2 separate regions of the Homo sapiens genome follow, and region 1 is linked to region 2. Evidence: chromatin loops called from intact Hi-C (ENCODE). Cell type or tissue: HepG2. All regions are shown on one strand. Links, peaks and the distances in the headings refer to the core of each region. The heading gives the core; the rest is flanking DNA.

Evidence for each region. Hi-C counts contacts between places; a loop is a spot of excess contacts. Peaks named below come from ENCODE experiments on the same cell type or tissue, not always from the same donor. Only the 100,000 strongest peaks of a DNase experiment are listed, where the experiment ranks them.
Region 1: it touches region 2 in a loop (2.7-fold over the local background); 1 of 110 quality-filtered maps calls a loop at or near these places.

Annotation. Positions count from the first base shown.
Region 1 is chr14:24,907,232-24,910,150 of GRCh38, forward strand. The region is part of intron 2 of STXBP6 (syntaxin binding protein 6); the gene reads right to left. Among named protein-coding and RNA genes, the nearest start is that of STXBP6, 140 kb to the right of the region's middle. In HepG2, for the core only: no CTCF peak of the experiment used is centred there; a DNase peak (open chromatin) is centred at 1,690.
Region 2 is chr14:24,981,546-24,984,464 of GRCh38, forward strand. The region is part of intron 1 of STXBP6 (syntaxin binding protein 6); the gene reads right to left. Among named protein-coding and RNA genes, the nearest start is that of STXBP6, 67 kb to the right of the region's middle. In HepG2, for the core only: no CTCF peak of the experiment used is centred there; a DNase peak (open chromatin) is centred at 1,236.

The sequences.
Region 1 (2,919 bases), core at 174-2,673, 74 kb before region 2:
ATCATTACATATTGTACACAGGCATCAATATAACACATACCCCAGAAATCTATATAGTCATTATGTGTCAATAAAAAATAAACAAGTGAAAGGATATACATGCAGGTATGAAATTTTTATTTAGAAATTTATAAAAGGGGAAATTGCTTCCATTATAATGTACAGTGCAAAGAGCATTAAAAGAGCATTATTAAAGTACACAGTTGTCTATATATCACCTCAATTATATAAAAATGTCTTATGGGTATTAGAAAAGATTGGAAAAACACACCAACATGTTAGCATTTTGAAATCAGAATTGCCATGAGAGAGTCTTTGAATTTTATGTGGCTTCTCTTCTTTTCCATACTTTTTAATTTATTTTCTTCTTTTGTGGCTGATTACTCACAGATTTAATTTCTTAAGAATAAAAATATATAGCCTTTTAATAAGCATTTAAAAAAATCTTATAACAAGTAGTTACACTGAATTCTACTTGTATTTGAAGGGACAATGTTGATAACATTCTGTCCATGAAAGAGACACTGATATTAGTTCCTCTTTTTAAAAGTTTTTTTTCCTTTTTTTTTTAACCAAACCCTTGTTTTCCATTTCCTCTGCAAGGTGCTCCTCCTCCTCTCTTAGATTGCTAAATGTTGAGCATCCCAGGTCTCTGTCTTGGCTACACTTTCTTCCTGGGTCATCTTAACCATCCAGAGCATCACTTCAAACACCACTTCAAAGCTAAGGAACCCCAAATCTGTATCTCACGCCCACAGCAACTCCCTGAGTTCCAGGTTGCAACCCCTAAGCAATGACCCCATTTGGGTGTCTGTAACAGGCCTCTCAAGATAACATGGCCTAACAGCATCAATGATTTGCTACCTCCTCTGTCTCCTAGTCTTTGCTAATCCACACCTCCTTAAGTCTTTCGTCTTTACAATAAATAGTATCACCACTCAGCTGGGTACACTGAAGACCTAGAAATTATCCTTGATTTCATTATTTTCCTTACCATCTTACCCAACTCTATCTTTTAGCACTACTTAGCGCTCTACATATATCCTGAATACAACACTGGTCCCCACTTCTGTGCTTTCACTTGGCCCAAGACACCATCACATTGCCACTGGACCTCTGCACAAGCCTCCTAAGTGGTATACACGCTGATCCCATTTGCTTTCATAAGAGCCAGAATGTAAAACATACCATGGCATGTCTTTGCTTAAAAACTGCCTCCCATGTACTACAATGTGTATAGAAGCTCCAGATCATGGCTGTTGACAAGGCCTTATAGGGTCTGGGCCCACTACCCCTTCAATCTTGTTTCTTCTCCACGTCCACTGTGCTCTAGACATGCTGACCTTTCTTTGGTTCCTCAATTGCATCAAACATTTTGTGCTTTTTGTCCCATCTGCCTGGAAAGCTCTTTCTCAGGTCTTCCTCCACAAATGGTCCTTCCCCTACAACTGAGACCAAAACAGAACCGAAACTTGTCCCAATTTCCTCATAAGGCTTGTGTTGCTCCAGGAACACCAGACTAGCAGCAGCTTTCAGGAGCTCCAACAGCCCTCAAGCAGTCAGAGGCTCGGCTGAGCTGCAGCATTCACAAAAAAGGCTGGTTATTCCTTGTGGTCAGGTTCCACATCAGGCAAACCCCATCACCCACCAGCAGCTAAACTCTAGATTACACAGCTCAAGGACAAGTTAATGGGATTTGGCAGAACATTAAAGAAGAGAAGAAACTACAAAAGAAAAATGCACTGAAAATAGAAATAGGTAAAATACACAGTAGTAAAATTTGTGCCAGCTAAATACATCAAACCATATTTACATTTCTGTGTTATCTTTAGGGATAAGCAGGAAAGAAGACACAGAGTCACTGACGTATTTCTAAATTTGTTCGAATCTGCATTTGACTTTACCTTCAGCATTCTTGAAAGATCAGAATATGAACATCTATAGAATCAAAGGTGCTACACATTGGCACATAAGCCTGCCCTTGAATAAGGTCAACTTACAAACTTTAGGTTTGCGAGTCAGAACCCCTTTCACAGGGGCACTCCAGCCCCAGCAGCACGTCATGCGTGGAGCGCTTTCCAGTTCACACCAGCCAATCCACATGAGCCTCTGTGGTTCTCACAACAACCTAGATATTTTCCCCTTATTTTACAGATGTGGGAACTAATGTCCAGGGATTAACTGCAATTTGGTCAAAGAATCAATTATAAAGTAAGACTAAAGTCTGTTCTTCTCAGTCCTAGCACTTTAGAAAATAAAACTGTTAAGGTGGGGCATGGTGGTTCGTGCCTGTAATCCCAGCACTGTAGGAAGGCAAGGCAGGTGGATTGCTTGAGTCCAAGAGTTCAAGTCCAGCCTGGGCAACATGGTGAAACCCCAACTGTACAAAAAAATAGAAGAAAAAAATCAGCTAGGTGTGGCGGCTAGTTGGTGGCAGGGCCAGATCTAGCATGTATCCTGGATTCCAGAGCATTGTACTTACCAGATATGAGAATTTTTTTTTTTTGACAGTCTTGCTCTGCTACCCAGGCTAAAGTTCAGTGGTGTAGTAGCTGATGACACCACTGAACTCTAGCCTGGGTAACAGAGAAAGACTCTGTCAAAAACTAAAATAAAATTTATCATACCTGGTAAGTACAATGCTCCGGAATCTAGGAGATATGCTAGACCTGGCCCTGCCACCAACTAGCAAGTATGACCTTGAGTGAGTCACCTTAATTTGGGCCGTAGTTTCCTCATGTGTAAAAATAGGTATAATCACATCTGCTCAGCTCTACCACAGGATTGTTTTAAGGAGCAGTTGAGACCTCTGATCACACCTCCTACCACTTGTCCCAGGTCACCGCACCCATCCACACTGGCCTCACAGCTCTCCTCAGGTGAAGCACACGCCCGCTTCAGGACCTGTGCTTGCTCTTC
Region 2 (2,919 bases), core at 121-2,620:
AGGTGCGTGCCCAGCCCAGATATGTGTTTTTATGAAGGGTAAACTATGTCATTTTTAACACACCCAATTGGTGCAAGGATTATGAGGAAGTGTTATAATTCCTCTCCAACAGAGATTAATATGAGTTGAAACCTTTTGAGCCAGCAACTCTACCATTAGAAAAAATGGTGTGAGCATGCACACACCATGTGTGTGTTACAGATGCATGTTTACCTCAGATCCATTTTTAAGAAAAAATCATCATAAACAACCTAAATACCCATCAATCTTCATTGGTTAAATACAGTATAGCCCATCCACCCAACAGAATATTACATATCCTTTTAAAATTGTGGCACAGACCTACAGATATTGACTTGGAAAAATTGCCAAGAAATAATACAGAGTGAAAACAAGGAGGTTATAAAACAGAAAATGAGCTCATGAATTTGCAATTTTATGTGTATATTTACATGCATAAAGAGATGTCTAGAAAATAGTTTGCCAAAACGTTAATATGATTATCTCTGGATTTTGAAACAAGGAAACAGGTCAGAGATTCTGCAGGACAGTCTTCGTACTCCACTAAAATCTCAGTGGAGTGCTCCTTGAAAATTGCGGTTTTAAGGCACATTCTTTCCACCAAACCTGGAAGACCTATCAAAATACATTTTATTGAGACCCAATTATAAGTTGACCATATTCTTTTTTCAACTCCAGTCCAGGCATAGTGTTGAGAACCCCAAAGTAAATTAGCAAACTCCCACCCTCAAAAAGCTGTGAGAAAGGAGAGCAAACGCTGTGAATAATGACAAGGCTTAGAAGATAACTTTGTAGGAAGAAAATGGTACCCTTCTTCTGTCCAATTGCAGCTCAATGCTGGAGCCTTCAACCTGGTGAACAGAGCACCAGCTACGCGTTAGCCTGCGCTTGCTCTCTTAGATGAATAACTCTGGAACAATGTAAAAACAACACAACCGTACACAACAGCCCTGGTCATACTGTTTAATTCTTTAAGGAAGGAAACGAGGAATTGCTTTTCTGCCATCAGACTGCCAAAGACTATGAGACCCGATTGGCTTTCTTTTCCCTGTACATACTAACTCTCCCTGTGTAAAAGACATTATGTTCACAGGATTCTCTGAGCCCATGACTCATGTCTGCTTCAACTATAAACCTAGATTATTTTCATCTCCTCTTTCCTTGTTTATATGTCCAGTATACACATTCTTCTTGTAAGTCTGATATCCAAAGAACAAACCCTGACCACAAGATCTGTGTTTACACAAGTTTATTTACATTGCGGGTGTACCTTTTAATCTTGTCAATTACTACATCCTAACTTTCACAAATGATATGACAAAGCCAAAAAATAACACCACCAACAAAAGCTACATAGGATATGTCATTTGGAGGATTTATTGAGGTAAGACGAAGATTTCATAAGCATCACTCATTCCAAGGGATTCTATTAATAGGAACTCCACATTCACAAGTTTAAATTCCAAGGACCAGTTAAGCCAGTTCTACAGTATCCATGTACCCTTTCTACAGTAATGGGTAGAAATAAAGAATCATAGTGAAGGCCAGGCTAGAATACACTCATTGGTGTATTATGGATACTGACGAGATTATCAATCTAAAACATAGAACAAACCTTGAAAAGTGAATTGAACCACATCAAAAGAGGAAGGTAGTAACAGAAAAAAATTAAAAAGAGCTCAACTTTTTGACATTCCCCTATTTTTACTGAGCAATCATGTCATTGTAGTATCCAACAACTAGTCAGCAAACTAAGAAAACAATATGTTGACTTGAGAACATCACTTACAGCAGACAGCACTGGAAATAGCCAAATCTATTCCAACCATGTTCAAATACAGGCAAAAGCCACATAAAGATTGACTTAACATGAAAATAAACATTTTAATTATCTGCTAGGTTCTGCACTACTTGCTGAATTAGTTTGTTTCTTTTGCTTACACTGAAGAAAAGACAGAAGGAAAAGCACTAAACCCATATATGAAAGGAAGTAAAAAGTTTGCATAGTAGGTCAGTTGTTTTCCCCTTAGAGGAGGGTATGATTGATAACAGAAATTGCAGATTTAAAAAGAAAACAAGAAGATGTGTCTACCATTAAAAATAAAGAAACAAACAGAAACATAAACTCTCCAGCAAGCATAACATGAGCTTTTTATATTAGATATTTGTTGACTCAAGCTTTAGGTAAATTTTAAGTTTTCTTGATTTAAGCTAATTCTATTTTGGAAAAGACTTAAAATATAACAGTGAAAAAATAATGAGCCTTTAAAGAAAGCCTCCATTTTTTAAGAGTTTGAAACCTATAAAAACCTAAAATACAGTTGAAACAAGTTTATATGCTTTCTAAAATTTTTTAAATCAGAGCAAAACTTCTTTAAAGTATTCTCTAAATCAAACATCAATTTTAAAACATTCCTTATTCATTGAGAGGCCAAGGTGGGTGGATCACGAGGTCAAGAGATCAAGATCATCCTGGCCAACATGATGAAACCCTGTCTCTAGTAAAAATACAAAAATTAGCCGGGCGTGGTGGCATGCACCTGTAGTCCCAGCTACTTGGGGGGCTGAGGCAGGAGAATCACTTGAACCCGGGAGGTGGAGGTTGCAGTGAGCCGAGATCGTGCGACTGCACTCCAGCCTGGCAACAGAGTGAGACTCTGTCTTAAAAAAACAAAAACAAAAACAAAGAAACCAAAGAAAAAGAAAAAAGAAACCTTCCTTATTTGAATCGCTGATTTGGAGAATATCACCACTTTACAATTTCTTGGAAGAGTTTGAGTAAGTTTTCTGTAATTGATATATCATCAGTGTTATACTCCAACATGACGTCTTCACAGCAGTGAGAGGCACAGAAGCAATGTGACACTCTGAGGAGCCATTTTACACATACCTACTCTG